Regions from separate parts of the Homo sapiens genome. Here region 2 is linked to region 1. A link is an interaction called in ENCODE POLR2A ChIA-PET data of the cell type or tissue named here. Cell type or tissue: K562. All regions are shown on one strand. Each heading gives the region's core, and the rest is flanking DNA. Links, peaks and the distances in the headings are about the cores only.

Region 1 (7,762 bases), core at 1,563-6,562:
CCAGGTGTGTTGGCACGTGCCTGTAATTTATCAAAAAGATAAACGATAACAAATGTTGGCAAGGATGTGGACAAAAGAAACTCTTGTACACTGTTGAAAGGAATGTAAACTAAACAGCCATTGTAGAAAATGTATGGGGATTCCTTAAAAAATTAAAAATAGAACTACCATATAATCCAGCAATACCAATTCTGGGCATATCTCAAAACAAAATGAAATCAGAATCTTGAATAGATATCTGTTCTCCCATGTCTTTTGCAACATTATTCACAATAGCCAACACATGGAAACAACCTAAATTTCTGATGACAAATGAATGGATAAAGAAAATGTGGTGCATGCACACACATACATACATACATACACACACATACACACACACAAATATTGCCAAGTTTTAAAAAATAAAGGAAATCCCATCATTTGCAACAACATGGATAAAGCTGGAGGACATTATGTTAACTGATATAAGCCAGAAACAGAAAGGCAAATACTGCATGATCTTATTTGCATGTAGAATCTAAAATATTCAAACTCATAGAACCAGAGAGTAAAATGGTGGGTGTCAGGACTGGGGAGGGAAAAGGGAAATGGGGAGATGTTTATCAAAGGGTATAAAAGAGTACAGTGATACAAGATGAATAAGTTCTAGATAGCTAATGTACCGCAATGTGACTATGGTTAACAATATTGCATTATTTACTTTAAATTTGCTAATTTGGTAGATTGTAAGTGTTCTCACCAAAAAAAAAAAAAAAAGAAAGAAGATGATAATTATGTAAGGTTATTTTATGTGAATTAGATTGATTGTGATTTCACACAATTATTGCAGTAATTTCACAACAAATATATCAATGTACAACAAATGTATTAATATATCAAGTTGTATACCATAAATATATAGAATTTTTATTTGTCAATTATATGTCAATAAAGCTGAAAATAATAGTGAAAGAAAAACATTGCATGAAGGAGATACAGCTCACTAGATTTAAGAATGACCTAATGGAATGCAGACCAGGAATTCTAGTGTTTAAGGGTCGGAAAGACGAGGACTAGAGTCAAGATTAGACTAAGGGCGCCAGCTCTGGAGACCTCTCATCAGTGCCTGTCTGTCTATCACACAGAACATGGGACTTTTCTTTGTCTTGCTCCATTGTACACATTGAGGCCACCTCAGCTCAGAGCTGTGTGCCTTCATGAGGGTCCCCCATCCACAGAGAGATGCTTAACCTAGTGTGTTTTTCTAGAAAGAGATGGATATGAGTTTAAAACACTAATCAGGGCTGACTGATCTTTGCCAGATTAAAAATGGAAATGTCCACTCAGGAAACAGGATAGGGATTCTATGGAGGTAAACGTTCTTGGAGGACTATTTGTTGTTGTTTGTAACACATGACAGACACTTGCAAGAGCACCAGAAAGTGAAGCCAAAGGAGCAATGAGCTAAGTGGTGGCACTGGGGCTTGGTGGACAAGGAGATGGGTGATTGGGGAAATGACAGTTTTGAATGTAAGACCCTTGTTTCGCTATGTATGCTTTAAACATTTATGTGCTATATTATATTAAACAATAGTTGAGATAATGTTTATAATTTGAGATAATATTAAAATGGTAATGGTCAATGACCGGCTCAGAAATCCATCTGGGTGCGTGTGTTGGAGCCAGTAGCCCAGATCACTGTAAAGAGAAATTTTCCTGCAAGAAACAGACATCTGAACTTTACCAGGAGCTGCTTTGTCCTCAGTTCCAAGGACACAGTGAGAAAATGGCCTCTATGAGGAAGCAGACAGTCATTAGACACCAAATCTGCCAGCACATTGATCTTAAGACTTCCCAGCCTCCACGAGTGTAAGAAATACATTTCTGTTTTTATAAGCCACCAGTTTAAGGTATTGTGTTATAGCAGTCCAAAGGTATGTGGATAATAACCAATGTACTTTTTAAAAATATGTGGCTGGTCTTGATGGCTCATGCCTGTAATCCCAGCACTTCGGGAGACCGAGGCGGGTGGATCACGAGGTCAGAAGTTCGAGACCAGCCTGGCCAACACGGTGAAACCCCGTCTCTACTAAAAATGCAAAAATTAGCTAGGCGTGATGGCACATGCCTGTAATTCCAGCTACTCGGGAGGCTGAGGCACGAAAATCACTTGAACCCGGGAGTCAGAGTTTGCAGCGAGCCAAGATTGTGCCACTGCACTCCAGCCTGGGCAACAGACCGAGACTCTGTCTCAAAAAATAAAATAAAATATATAATCTGCTTAATTGAAGTTTATATGTTTTAAGGTTTAATGATGATTATAATTTAAAAGTGGCTCACAAAATCAAAGAAAATTAAAAAATGGCTAGAGAACACCCTGCAGGTTTAAAAAATTAATTCTCATGGTTATGAGATTAAATGAGATTCCAGCTAGAAACAGTATTGGCTCACCTTGAAAATAAACTACCCATAGAGTCCTTGAGGAACAGAAGACCCATCCACCAAATAAGCTTTCCTGTGGATCATTTAGGAAAGAGCCCATGCTAACAGGGAGACAGTCTAAGTACAGGACTGTTTCCAGGACAGGGGTTTAATGATCTGCAAAGAACAATGTTCTCGCAAAGAACAATCACTCAAATGTGCCCTGGCTAAGCCCCCATAGATAGACATCGGGTCAAAGACAAAGGAACTCTAAAAAATAAAAACAAGGCCAGGCATGGTAGCTCATGTCTGTAATGCCAGCACTTCGGGAGGCTGAGGTGGGCAGATCACCTGAGGCCAGGAGTTCAAGACCAGCCAGGCCAACATGGTGAAACCCCATCTCTACATTAGCTGGGCATGGTGGCGCGTGCCTGTAGTCCCAGCTACTCAGGAGGCTGAGGCAGGAGAATCGCTTGAACCCGGGAGGCAGAGGGTGCAGTGAGCTGAGATTGCACCATTGCACTCCAGCCTGGGCAACAAGAGCAAAACTCTGTATCAAAAAAATAAATAAAAACAAAGTTAAAAAAAAAAGAAAGCAAATAAATAAAACCCTTTACTTTTATGCTCACTCTCTCAACATCTTCAGATCTTCTCTCAGTTGGTGTTGCTTTGGGAAGAGACCTGCAGAGGAACAAATAACCCAGCAAAGACAGCCATCCTTACTACAGCGTGGTGGATATGGAGTTGAGTAAGACGTTATTTCTGGAGCACAGACCCAGGCCAGTCAGCACAGTGTGGGAGATGGAGGCATTTAATGTGAGGGTTTCATAGAAAACTGCAGAAATGGTACTGAGCAGATGGATCCTATTGCTCTGTCCCTGCCATTGAAAAGTTGGAAAGAGTCACCATGCAGGACCATATCACACAGGAAAAGAAGAAGCTGCCATTGTCCCTAGACAATTAACCAGAGAGCATGTTTCTTTTGCATTTCATTGTTGGAGGGGAGAGGGGCTGAGAGTGGATGAAATTCTCAAGGCCATGTTGCATGAAGCCCTCTTCTGCACAGGGTAAGGAAGCACCTTCATAGCGAGAGAGAGCCTGAGAGACCAGGGCAGGTTTTGGTCTCATTACGCATGAACTTGGACCACTGTGGAAATTGTAGCTGCCTGCATATGAGCTGCAGTAATAATCAGCCTCGTCCTCAGCCTGGAGCCCAGAGATGGTCAGGGAGGCCGTGTTGCCAGACTTGGAGCCAGAGAAGCAACCAGGGGCCCCTGAGGGCCAATTACCGACATCATAAATCATGAGTTTGGGGGCTTTGCCTGGGTGCTACTGGCACCAGGAGACAAGGTCATAACCCCCAATGTCACTGCTGGTTCCAGTGCAGAAGATAGTAACCTACTGTCCAGGAGACCTGGACACTGAGCGAGGCTGAGTCAGAACAGACTGGGCCCAGGACCCTGGAAAGAGGGAGAAATACACTCTGGTGAGTCAGTGCTGGGCCCAGGTGAGTCTGAGGAGCAGGAGACCAAAGATCAGCCCAGAGGTCCCCAAGGCCCCTTCCCTGGAGGCGTCACCTGTGCCCTGAGTGAGGAGGGTGAGAAGGAGCAGAGCCCAGGCCATGGTGGAGACGTCCCGAGAGAGCGCTGCCTCCTGAGACCCCAGCGCTGGGCCTACCCCCAGACTTGTCTTATCCCCTCTGCCTCAGAGGAGGGTGGGGCCTTCATGCAAATCTGCACCCTGAGCTCCTCTCCTCACCCCACTCTCACCTGGGCCGGGCTCAGAGACTTCTGCTTCCCTGGACAGCGGGGCTCAGCTGAGGAGATTAAAACTTGTTGTCTATTCTGATGGTAGGAACTTGATTCCTTTGTACCTAATTTCCTCAAGAGAGAAAGATCTGCTGAAGTCCCTCATCTGAGTGAGCTCCTGGCCCTCAGTGTCTCTGCTGTGTTGTGCCTGTGTCTCTGTGAACCTCCAGGCCTGGGCCACGCCATGGTGCCCTCTGCTTGGCACCCACCTCCAGGCTCTCTAAACTGTGAGGAAATGGGGGTGCCCACCCCATGGAAACCCCTGCTGTGTGTTGTTGGTCTCCCATCTCTTCAGCTGCAGCCTTGTCCCATCCCCACCCCCACCCTTCATGCCGAAGCATCTGCAGCATCAAATCCCTTGAGCACATTAGTCATTCTAGGTCATTCAGGGGCACACGTGGGAGGGGCCTGTGGAGGAAACAAGGAGCAATGGAGCCACAGTCCGCTGCTCCCAATCCTGCCCTTCCCACTCATGAGCAGGTGACTTGTCCTTTTCAGCCTCTGGTTCTCAGCCTGAGAACTGAGGACCACAGGGCCCACCCACTGCCCATGCAGAGGATCTATAGAGAGATGAGTGTGAGGTGGAAAATGAAAGCTTCTAAAATGGGCCATTTCTAGCCTAGTAAGAGCCTTTTTTTTTTATATAGACTTCATACTTATCTAAAGATTTCAGACCGAGCGTGATAGCTCACGCCTGTTATCCCAGCAGTTTGGGAGACTGAGGCAGGAGGATCGCTTGAGGGCAGGAGTTCAAGACCAGACTGGCCAACATGGCAAAACTCCACTTTTACTAAAAATACAAAAATTAGCCAGGCATGGTGGTGCGTTCCTGTAATCCCAGCTACTCGGGAGACTGAGGCAGGAGAATCACTGGAACCCGGGAGGCAGAGGTTGCAGTGAGCCAAGATTAGGCCACTGCACTCCAGCCTGGGTGACAGAGCAAGAGAGCAAGACTCTGTAAAAAACTATATATATATGAAACATATGTATGAAACATATATGAAACATATATATGCAATATATATGAAACATATATATGCAATATATATATGAAACATATATATGGCTATATATATGAATATTGCATATATATGTTGCAATATATATATGAAACATATATATGAAATGTATATGAAACATATATATGAAATGTATATGAAACATATATATGAAACATGTATATGAAACATATATAAGAAACATGTATATGAAACATATATATATGAAATATTTCATTCAACTTTATCTTTTATTTTTTTCCTCATATTACAAAGAAGTGTTATTTCTGCTTTCTGGGTTTTCTTCCATCTCACTGTATCCACAAGCTACAATAAACCAACTTTTTGGCCGGGCATGGTGGCTCACCCCTGTAATCACAGCACTTTGGGAGGCCGAGGTAGGTGGATCACCTGAAGTCAAGAGTTTCAGACCAGCCTGACCAAGATGGTGAAACCCCGTCTCTACTGAATACAAAAAATTAGCTGGTGTAGTGGTGCACGCCTGTAATCCAGCTACTTGGGAGGCTGAGGCAGGAGAATCGCTTGAACCTGGGAGGCAGTGGTTGTAGTGAGCCGAGATTGCACCATTGCACTCCAGCCTGGGCAACAAAAGTGAAACTCCATCTCAAGAAAACAAAAAACAAAAACAAAAACAAAAAACAACTCTTCTTAATCAAGGAGCACATAAGAAACACAGGGGCCGGGTGTGGTGGCTCATGCCTGTAATCCATCACCTTGGGAGGCTGAGGCGGGTGAATTGCTTGAGCCCAGGAGTTCGAGACCAGCCTGGCTGGGCAACATAGTGAGACCTCCTCATCTCTATTTTTAAAATTAAATTAAAAAAGATAAATAGAGTAAACATAGAACCAATGTGAAAATATTTCTCTCTGTTTCTTTCCTCAAATCACTTTTAAAACTCTTTCATCTTTTGATGTTTTCCACTGCCTGTGATTCAGATTGATTTAATTTTCACGTTTAGAATATTATTACTGTTTTCAGGTTCCATTTCGGATGCAGTGGCATATACCACATTTTCTCCAAGCCCAGCTGTAAAACCTGGGACAGAATCCATGGAGCATCAATTTGATTACTTGGAAAAGCAAATCACTGGAGGCAGACTAGGGGAGATACTAGCACTTTTAGTAAAATCAAACCAGCAGAGAGCTTCCCATTTTCCCCCAGTGTCCTGTGGCCTGCACTCAGGGCAGACCAATACCTGGAAGGGGTACCAGTGTGCAGCCACAAAAGTTCCAGAAGAAGCTCCACTGTTCTGGCTTGAAGATGAGAAAGGAAACCCCTAGTGCTCAGGGCAAATTTGAAATGTCCACGTTTTCCTTTTCTTATGTTTGTTCTTCTCTCCATTCTACATGATCCAGCCTCCAGGAAATTCTTCGTGGTGACAGCAGGGACAGTAGAGACTGTGCGGACTTTCTTTTCTCATCTTTGGAGCTGATTTCCAAGACAGTGGCACTTAATCCCCTTACCTTTGTTACTCTTTGTCCTCTTGGTGTTTGGTGTGGACACGGACTCAGTTGCAGGAAGTGCACAGCACCGCAGGCTTATTAAAGTCACAGTTTTTTCACCAGAAACCAAAAGGGAAAGTCTGGGGAACCATAAATAATGGGCAGACTGTGGAGAGAAATAAGTTTGAGGGGGAAAAAACCCTGTAAATTCCTTATGAAATCTTGGGCACAACTCTGAGCTACGTGTGCATGGATCTGATCCAAAATAGAATAAAAAAGGCTCAGGGAACAGAATCAAGGAAGAGACCTCGGACCAGATCCCAGATGACCACTGTGGAGTGATCCAGGCACTCTGTTTCCCAGGGACCAAAGGCAGAGCTGGGGACTGTTTATTCCCACTCAATACCTTCTAGGTTCTCTCAGAATGACCCTCAAATACCTCTGTCCTCTTTCTATGCAGTGCTCTGAGGCTGGGGGCTGAGGCTATTTATTAGCCTTTCTAGAAACGAACATATTGGGACACAACATATTTTGGACATTCCACTCCCCACTTCTCCCTTAGAAGGGTCTCAGGAGGAAGCAGCCCATGGAGCTTCATACACTCCCTGGTTAAACCACAGCAATTCCCTTCCCCAAATCCAAGCCCTTGCCGCCCCCTGGTGGCCTCAGATGGAGGAGCCCAAGCCCCAGGGAGGCGGCTGAGTGGATCTGGAAATCCCTGTCCTGCTCCTGCCCCTTCCCGTTCCTTCCCATCCCAGCTCAGGACCAGGCCTCCTGGTCCCTTCTAATCCCCCCCAGGCTCCTGGCCCTTGGTCCTCTGGCTTCCTCCAGGATGGATGCACCTTCTGCCACACCAGGGGCCCAGACCCTCCCCCGCAGAACCTCTTAGCTTGTCCCAGGGCAGCCTAGTCACAGCGTTAGTGCACCTGAGGCAGCTCTAGAGGCTCAGGGTTACAGAAATATTGTTAGATGGTAAATAAAACCAACCCCAGGAGGAAGGCTGAATGAGAAAAATGGTATGAGGAGACATTGATCAGCTTATCAAAATGGTTTGAAAGAAAGACTAGTTCTAGTTCATGAAGGACAAAGA
Region 2 (7,762 bases), core at 1,059-6,058, 1.2 Mb before region 1:
TCGCCGAGTGCCCATACGCTTCCTCCAGTTGTGGCCCACAGAGGAGAGGCCTGACAGCCTGCGCAGTTCCTCTGGAAGGCCCAGGAAGTCCTGTTGGTAGGGGTTAGGGAGAAGGTGTGCCCTCCCCCTGGGCTGTACCCTGACACTCACCTGCCAGCTCTGGGTAATGGTCATCCAGGTTCTCCAATAGGGACTCATAGCGGGTGGAGGCCATGTCCTCTCCCTCTGTGACATGTGGAGAGACGATGAAGGACACCTGACTGGCCTAATGGTCCCTACTCTGCCTCTCACTCTGGAACTGTTTGCTAGTCCAGGCTGGGAGCAGAGCATTGGGTAGGGATGGATTGGGGCTAGGTCCCCAGCCGAGGTGGGAGGCCGGACAGGGCCTTGGGTGGTCTATGGTCTGCTATGCCCCCCTCTTACATTCTACCATAGCTGCAGGGGAGAGAACCTTGGGCCACCTTACTGATGATCCGAACGAGGACATATATGGCTCGCTCCTTCAGTAGGGAGTTGCCCATGGTCTGGGCCCGGGAAGCCCCTTCCTTCAGGTCCTCCTCCAGGCTCACTAGGTTGCCATCCTCAGCCAGGAGAGCAATGGTCGCTGGGAGGACATGGAGAGAGACTGGGCAGGGCTGGCACCCCTGCCTGGGACCCCTCAGCCCCTCCTTCTCCTCCCTGTCTCCTCACCATCTGGGGGCAACCCTGCTTTCTGCCTCAGGTGGGCGGTGAGGTTCACCAGCCTGCAAGAGGTGTTCACCAGCACCGAGCAGCCAGCTGTGGAGAGGGGCAAAGGTGAGCCTGTGAGATCTCTTACCTTCCTCCAAATCGGGGTCCTCTGTCTCTCCCTCCCATCTCTCCCTTTCCCAGAGCTGCGACTGGGCCTATGGGCTAAGACTGTGCCCCGGGCATAACAGCTCCAACATCTGTTGCTTAAACTGCCTTGGAGAACCCTCCATCCATCTCCCATGTGTGGTGACTTTTCTCCCATGTGTGGTGACTCCCAAGTGTTGGTCTCTTGAGTCCTGCAAAGCACGAAGTGGGCGCCAGCCCAGCCTCCTCCCGGGACCCGCCCCCACGGGACCCAGCCAGTCCCCGCCCTCCGCACCCACCGGCTCCTCTCTTCCCTTCCGCTACCGCACAGGGCCGACCCGCCTCCAGCCAGAGGCACGGGGACCCTGCAACTGTGGCTAGAGTTTCAGGTGTCTGATGCACGCTGAAGCTTGAGGATCACGGATTGAATGGCGAAGAGATTGTGCGGCTTAAAAACCTGCTCCAGGGTAATGCGGCGGTCTCTGGCCGAGAGGAACCCTTGTGAATGAGCAGGACTCAGCTCGGGTTTTCCCTTTAAGGGACTCGCTCCAGGTGCTGGCTTCGCCTCCTCACAGAGCCGCTTCCCCGACGACCCCCGCCATGTGCACCACCCCCCTTTCCCGCCATTGCCTCCCCACCCACCGCAAGGGCGGAAGGAAGCACGCCTCTGAGTGTGCTCATCCCCCTATCCGCCTACCAAGACAGGGGACCCCACTTACCCCCAAACATCACCTTGATAAACATAGCTGCAGCGGGTGAGGGAGATGTGGGGGGCTTTGATCCCCCAACTCTCGATTCCCCAACTAAGGAAAAGCGTGGAGCAGAGACCTGCTTCAGGGCCGGGCTCTGGAGGGAGAAGTGGATGTGTGAGTGTGGATGGCTGGGTCCCAGGGCCAGGCCCCTGCTCAGCCACCTCTGTGGTTCTGCTGCTTCAGCCTAGCTCAAACCCTGCAGCTAGTCCAAGACTCCTGGCCTCCTCTTCCTCCCCACTGAGCCCTGGGCCACAGCAGCTCCCCTAAGCTTCCAAGCTGGTCTCCATGGCAGTGGGGGCGGAGACATCTAGGCAGGAAATGCCTTCCTCCCTGTATCCGTTAACGGGGCCCATGGGGGAGAGGTGACAGAAGAAGTGGGGGCTGGCATTCCCTGAGGCGGGGAATGCCATCATTGGGATTGATTTTTTTTAGAGACAGTCTCCCTATGTTGCCCAGGCTGGTCTCGAACTTGGCTCAAGCAATTCTCCAGCCCCAGCCTCCCACAAGTGCTGGGATTGCAGTTGTGAACCACTTGTACAGTAAAGTTCACCCTTTCTGGTGTTTTAAAGTTATGCCAACTCTCATATAACCACCACCACAGTCAAGATACAGAACATTTCCATCACCCCCAAATTCCTTTGCCCCCTTTGTACTCAGCCCTAGTCGCTTCCAGGTCCATAGCAGGTCACAAGCACCTCCTTGTTAGCACTGGCCACTAGCTAGTCCCTCACACCGGTTCTCACCGTCATTTCCTGTCTTTTATTTATTTATTTATTAAGTTTATTAATTATTATTATTATTGGTGTTTTTTAAATTTTTATTTTTTGAGATGGAGTCTCCCTGTCACCCAGGCTAGAATGCAGTGGTACGATCTCGGCTCACTGCAACCTCCGCCTCCCGAGTTCAAGCGATTCTCCTGCCTCAGCCTCCCAAGTAACTGGGACTACAGGTGTGCACCACTACACCTGGCTAGTTTTTTTTTTTTTTTTTTTTTTTTTTGAGACGGAGTCTCGCTCCCTCGCCCAGGCTGGAGTGCAGTGGTGTGACCTCGGCTCACTGCAAGCTCCGCCTCCCGGGTTCACGCCTTTCTCCTGCCTCAGCCTCCTGAGTAGCTGGGACTACAGTCGCTCGCCACCACGCCCAGCTAATTTTTTTTGTATTTTTAGTACAGACGGGGTTTCACCATGTTAGCCAGGACGGTCTCAATCTCCTGACCTCGTGATCTGCCCGCCTCGGCCTCCCAAAGTGCTGGGATTACAGGATTACAGGCGTGAGCCACTGCGCCCGGCCTTTTTTTGTATTTTTAATAGAGATGGAGTTTCACCATATTGGTCAGATTGGTCTCGAACTCCTGACCTCAAATGATCCGCCCATCTTGGCCTCCCAAAGTGCTGAGCCACCAAGCCTGACCTATTTATTTTTTTTTGAGAATGAGTCTCGCTCTGTCAGCCATGCTGCAGTGCAGTGGCGCAATCTCGGCTCACTGCAACCTCCGCCTCTCGGGTTCAAGCGATTCTCCTGCCTCAGCCTCCGGAGTAGCTGGTATTACAGGCGCCAGCCACCACCCCTGGCTAATTTTTTGTATTTTTAGTAGACATAAGGAAGGCCAGGCTGGTCTCGAACTCCTGACCTCAGGTGATCCACCTGCCTGAGCTTCTCAAAGTGCTGTGATTATAGGAATGAGCCACTGTGCCCGGCCATTTCGGCCATTTCGTGTCTTTTGTATTTGTCTGCTTCTCCCAGTCTCTCCCCTTCTTGTTCCCCTCCTCTCCGTCTTCCTTTTCTGTCTAGGCTTCACATTCTCTCTCCCCTCCCCTCCTCTCCCCTCCCCTCCCCTCCCTCCTTTCCCTTTTTTCCTTTCTCTTCCTCCCTCCCTCTCTCCCTCCCTCCCTTCCTTCCTTCCTTTCTTTTTTTGACAGAGTTTTGCTCTTGTTGCCCAGGCTGGAGTACAATGGTGCAATCTCAGCTCACCGCAACCTCCGCCTCCTGGGTTCAAGCGATTCTCCTGCCCCAGCGTCCCAAGTAGCTGGGATTACAGGCATGTGCCACCACACCTGGCTAATTTTGTATTTTTAGTAGAGACAGGGTTTCTCCATGTTGGCCAGGCTGGTCTCGAACTCCTGACCTCAGGTGATCTGCCCCCCCTCGGCCTCCCAAAGTGCTGGGATTACAGGCGTGAGCCACTGCGCCCGGCTGGCTGGCTTGCTTTCTCGCTCTTTTGCTCTTTCGCTCTTTTGCCCTTCCTTCCTTCCTTCCCTCCTTCCTTCCTTCCTTCCTTTTCTCTCTTTCTTTTTCTTTTCCTTCCTTCCTTTCTTCTTTTCTTTCTTTTCTGTTCTCTTTTTTTTTGAAACAGGGTCTTACTCTGCTGCCCAGGCTGCAGTGCAGTGGCACAATCACAGCTCACTGCAGCTTTGGCCTGCCGGGCTCAAGCAATCCTCCCACTTCAGCCTCCTGAGTAGCTGGGTCTACAGGTGCATGCCACCATGCCTGTTGAAATTTTTTTCTTTTTAATTTTGTAGAGATGGAGTCTCACTATGTTGCCTAGACTGGTCTTGAACTCTTGGGGTCAAGCAATCCTCTTACCTTGGCCTCCCAAAGTGCTGGGATTACAGGTGCAAGCCACTGGTCCCAGCCTCACATTGGTTTTTTTGCCTCTCCGTGTTCATCCTTCCTTTGACTTTTGTTCTCATGTCTCTTTTCATTATCCTTTCCCTTTCCTTCCTGCTTACTGCCTCCCCTCTGTCTCTGTCTCTCCACTTCTGTCTCCTGCCCTCACCCCATGACCCCCACCAGACCTTTCCAGCCAGGGCACCAGGTGGATGCCTGGAGCAACACCTCCCTTTCCCCAGCTCCCTTACCCCCAAGGTTTTAGAAGTGCTTCCAGCCCCCATGATTCGGCTGTGTCCTGCCTTTTACAGGCAGAGTTCTGGACAGTGAGGGTGGAGGAAATCTGAGTCTTCCATGAAGCCTGCCATTGTCAGACTCCGGCTCTGGATAAGCACTTTCCTTTGGACTGCCTTGGTGTTTCCATCTGTAAAAGGGGGGTATGACCCGTGACTTAGCAGGGCTGTGGTGACGATTAAGTGTGATAAATTTTAAAGAGCTGTCTCTGTGCTCAGCACCGTGATGGAGCAAGCACTCCAATCAGTATTGCAGAAACAGGTAGCACTTCCCAAGCTTACTTAAACATGAGATGGCCAGGCGCAGTGGCTCATGCCTGTAATCCCAACACTTTGGGAGGCTGAGGATCTGCCCAGCCTGGGCAACACAGCAAGGCCTCATCTCTGTAAAAATAAAAACATTAGCTGGGCGTGGTGGCTCACACCTGTAGTCCCAGCTCCTCGGGAGGCTGAGGCGGGAAGATCACTTGAGCCCAGTTCAAGGCAGAAATTAATTAAAATCACACCACTACGCTTCAGCCTGGGTGACACGGTGAGACCTTGACTAAAAAAAAAAGACAAAAAACAGTGCCCTTTTTTTAACTCACAGCCTCCAGAATTCCCTTGGGGAGGCTACATAGCCCCTTCCCAGGTACCACTCCATTCTTGACACCTCCTCAGGGTATCTCCATGACAGTCAAGATACAGTCTCTTGATTCCCTCCTTGGTGGCACTGAAGAGGAGATCCTTGGATGGCAGATGGTGACTACAAGAGCTGAGGCTCCAGGCCTGGAGTGGCCTTTCCTTCCAGATTCTGGCTTCAGGCACTGGAGGCTCCACACTTAACAGTCTCCTGAGCTGTGTTCTGTGGGACGTGGATTCCCAGATATGGTTCTGTCCCGGGAAAAAGTGCTCCATGTTTTTTTTTTTTTTTCTTTTTTGAGACAGAGTTTCATTCTTGTCGCCCAGGCTGGAGTGCAATGGCACGATCTTGGCTCACTGCAACCTCCACCTCCCAGGTTCAAGTGATTCTCCTGCCTCAGCCTCCTGAGTAGCTGGGATTACAGGCGCCCACTACCATGCCCAGCTAATTTTGTTTGTATTTTTAGTAGAGACAGGGTTTCACCACATTGGCCAGGGTGGTCTCGAACTCCTGACCTTGTGATCCGCCCACCTCAGCCTCCCAAAGTGCTGGGATCACAGGCATGGGCCACCTAGCCCCGCCCATGTTTTTTTTGTTTGTTTGTTTTTGTTTTGTTTTGTTTTGAGACAGAGTCTCACTCTGTCGCCCAGGTTGTAGTGCAGTGGCACGATCTCAGCTCACTGCAGCCTCCCAGGTTCAAGTGATTCTTCCGCTTCAGCCTCCCTAGTAGCTGTGATTAGAGGTGCACACCACCACGCCTGGCTAATTTTTTGTATTTTTCGTAGAGACAGGGTTTTACCCTGTTGACCAGGCTGGTCTCAAATTCCTGAGCTCAAGTGATCCCCCCGCCTCCGCCTCCCAAAGTGCTGAGATTATAGGCATGAGCCACTGCGTCCAGCCTTATTATTATTTTTTGAGACAGAGTCTCACTCTGTCATCCAGGCTGGAGTGCAGTGGCACAAACATGGCTCACTGCAGCCTCAAACTCCTGTGCTCAAGTGATCCTCCCACCTCAGGCTCCCAAGTAGCTAAAACTACAGATGTGAGCCACCACGCCTGGCCAATTAAAAAAATTTTTTTGTAGAGACAGGGTCTTGCTCCGTTGTTCAGGCTGGTCTCAAACTGCTGGCCTCAAACGATTTTCCTGCCTTGGCATCTCAAAGTGCTAGGATAACAGGCGTGAGACACCGTGCTCAGTGTCACAGTTATTTTCTGATGTTAGCCTTACCTTACTTGAATAATAATAAAACCGATTAAAATGGTGCACTCTTGTGAGGCACGGTGGCTTACACCTGTTATCCTAGCACTTTGGGAGGCTGAAGCAGGAGGATCGTTTGAGGCTGGGAATTCAAGACCAGCCTGGGCAACATAGTAAGACCCTGTCTCTACAAAAAAAAAAAAAAAAAAAAAAAAATTAAAGAATTAGCTGGGCATGGTGGCTCACACCTGTAGTCCTAGCTTCTCGAGAGCCTGAGGTGGGAGGATCACTTGAGCACAGAAGTTCGAGGCTGCAAATGAGCTATGATCACACCACTCTACTCCAGCCTGGATAACAGAGCAAGACTTTGTCTCAAAATAAGTACATCAATTAAACAAAAATAAAAGAATTAGCCAGGCATGGTGGCATGCACCTGTAATCCTAGCTATTCCGGAGGCTAAGGTAGGAGGACTGCTTGAGCCCAGGAGTTCACGGCTGCAGTGAACTATGATCAAGCCGCTGTACTTCAGCTTGGGTGACAGAATGAGACCTTGTCTCAAAGAAAAAAGAAAAAGCAACACTCCGTCTCAAAAAAAAAGAAAAAAGAAAAAGAAGGCTGGTCACGGTGGCTCACGCCTGTAATCCCAGCACTTTGGGAGACCGAGGCAGGCAGATCACGAGGTAAACAGTGAAACTCCGTCTCCTAAATATACAAAAATACAAAATATACTAAAAATACAAAAATTAGCTGGGCATGGTGATGCGCACCTGTAGTCCCAGGTACGCGGGAGGCTGAGGCAAGAGAATCGCTTGAACCCAGGAGGCAGAGGTTGTGAGCTGAGCATCGCGCCACTGCACTCCAGCCTGGGCAACAGAGCAAGACTCTGTCTCAAGAAAAACGAAAAGAAAAGAGAAAAGAAGAAAAGAAAAGAAAGGGAAGGGGAGGGGAGGGGAGGGGCAGGGGGGAAGTGCCATTGAAAACATAGTTTGTAGCCAGGCGCAGTGACTCACGCCTTTAATCCCAGCACTTTGTGAGGCAAAGGCGAACAGATCATGAGGTCAGGAGATCGAGACCAGCCTGACCAACATGGTGAAACCGACCAACATGGTGAACCCCGTCTCTACTAAAAAAAAAAACAAAAAAAATTAGCCGGGCGTGGCAGTTCATGCCTGTAATCCCAGCTACTTGGGAGGCTGAGGCAGGAGAATCACTTGAACCTGGGAGGCGGAGGTTGCAGTGAGCTGAGATTGCACCATTGCACTCCAGCCTGGGCAACAAACAGCGAAACTCCGTCTCAAAAAAAAAAAAAAAAAGAAAAAGAAAAGATAGCTTGTTACTCAAAGTTCCCCTAAAACAGGGAGTACACCAAGGTGGGCCACACAGGAAGCACCACAGTTGATGGGCAGGCAGAGGGAGAGGGAGGAACTGTGGGCAAGGGCCTCTATTGTGGTTTCCAACGCTGGGCAGGCTTAGGAC

The links. Peaks named below come from ENCODE experiments on the same cell type or tissue, not always from the same donor. Only the 100,000 strongest peaks of a DNase experiment are listed, where the experiment ranks them.
Region 2: POLR2A ChIA-PET joins it to region 1 with 5 read pairs; 1 of 35 experiments calls an interaction of 5 or more read pairs at or near these places.

What each region holds. Positions count from the first base shown.
Region 1 is chr22:22,576,106-22,583,867 of GRCh38, reverse strand. It overlaps IGL and the pseudogene IGLV2-34. Among named protein-coding and RNA genes, the nearest start is that of LL22NC03-63E9.3, 21 kb to the right of the region's middle. In K562, for the core only: no CTCF peak of the experiment used is centred there; a DNase peak (open chromatin) is centred at 4,577; H3K27me3 peaks cover 3,408 bases.
Region 2 is chr22:23,757,102-23,764,863 of GRCh38, reverse strand. C22orf15 (chromosome 22 open reading frame 15) reads right to left here and starts at 1,874. Exons shown (of 6, transcript NM_182520.3): 1 at 1,533-1,874; 2 at 691-777; 3 at 467-604; 4 at 151-225; 5 at 1-71. The coding sequence starts at 1,557. In K562, for the core only: no CTCF peak of the experiment used is centred there; DNase peaks (open chromatin) are centred at 1,083 and 1,843.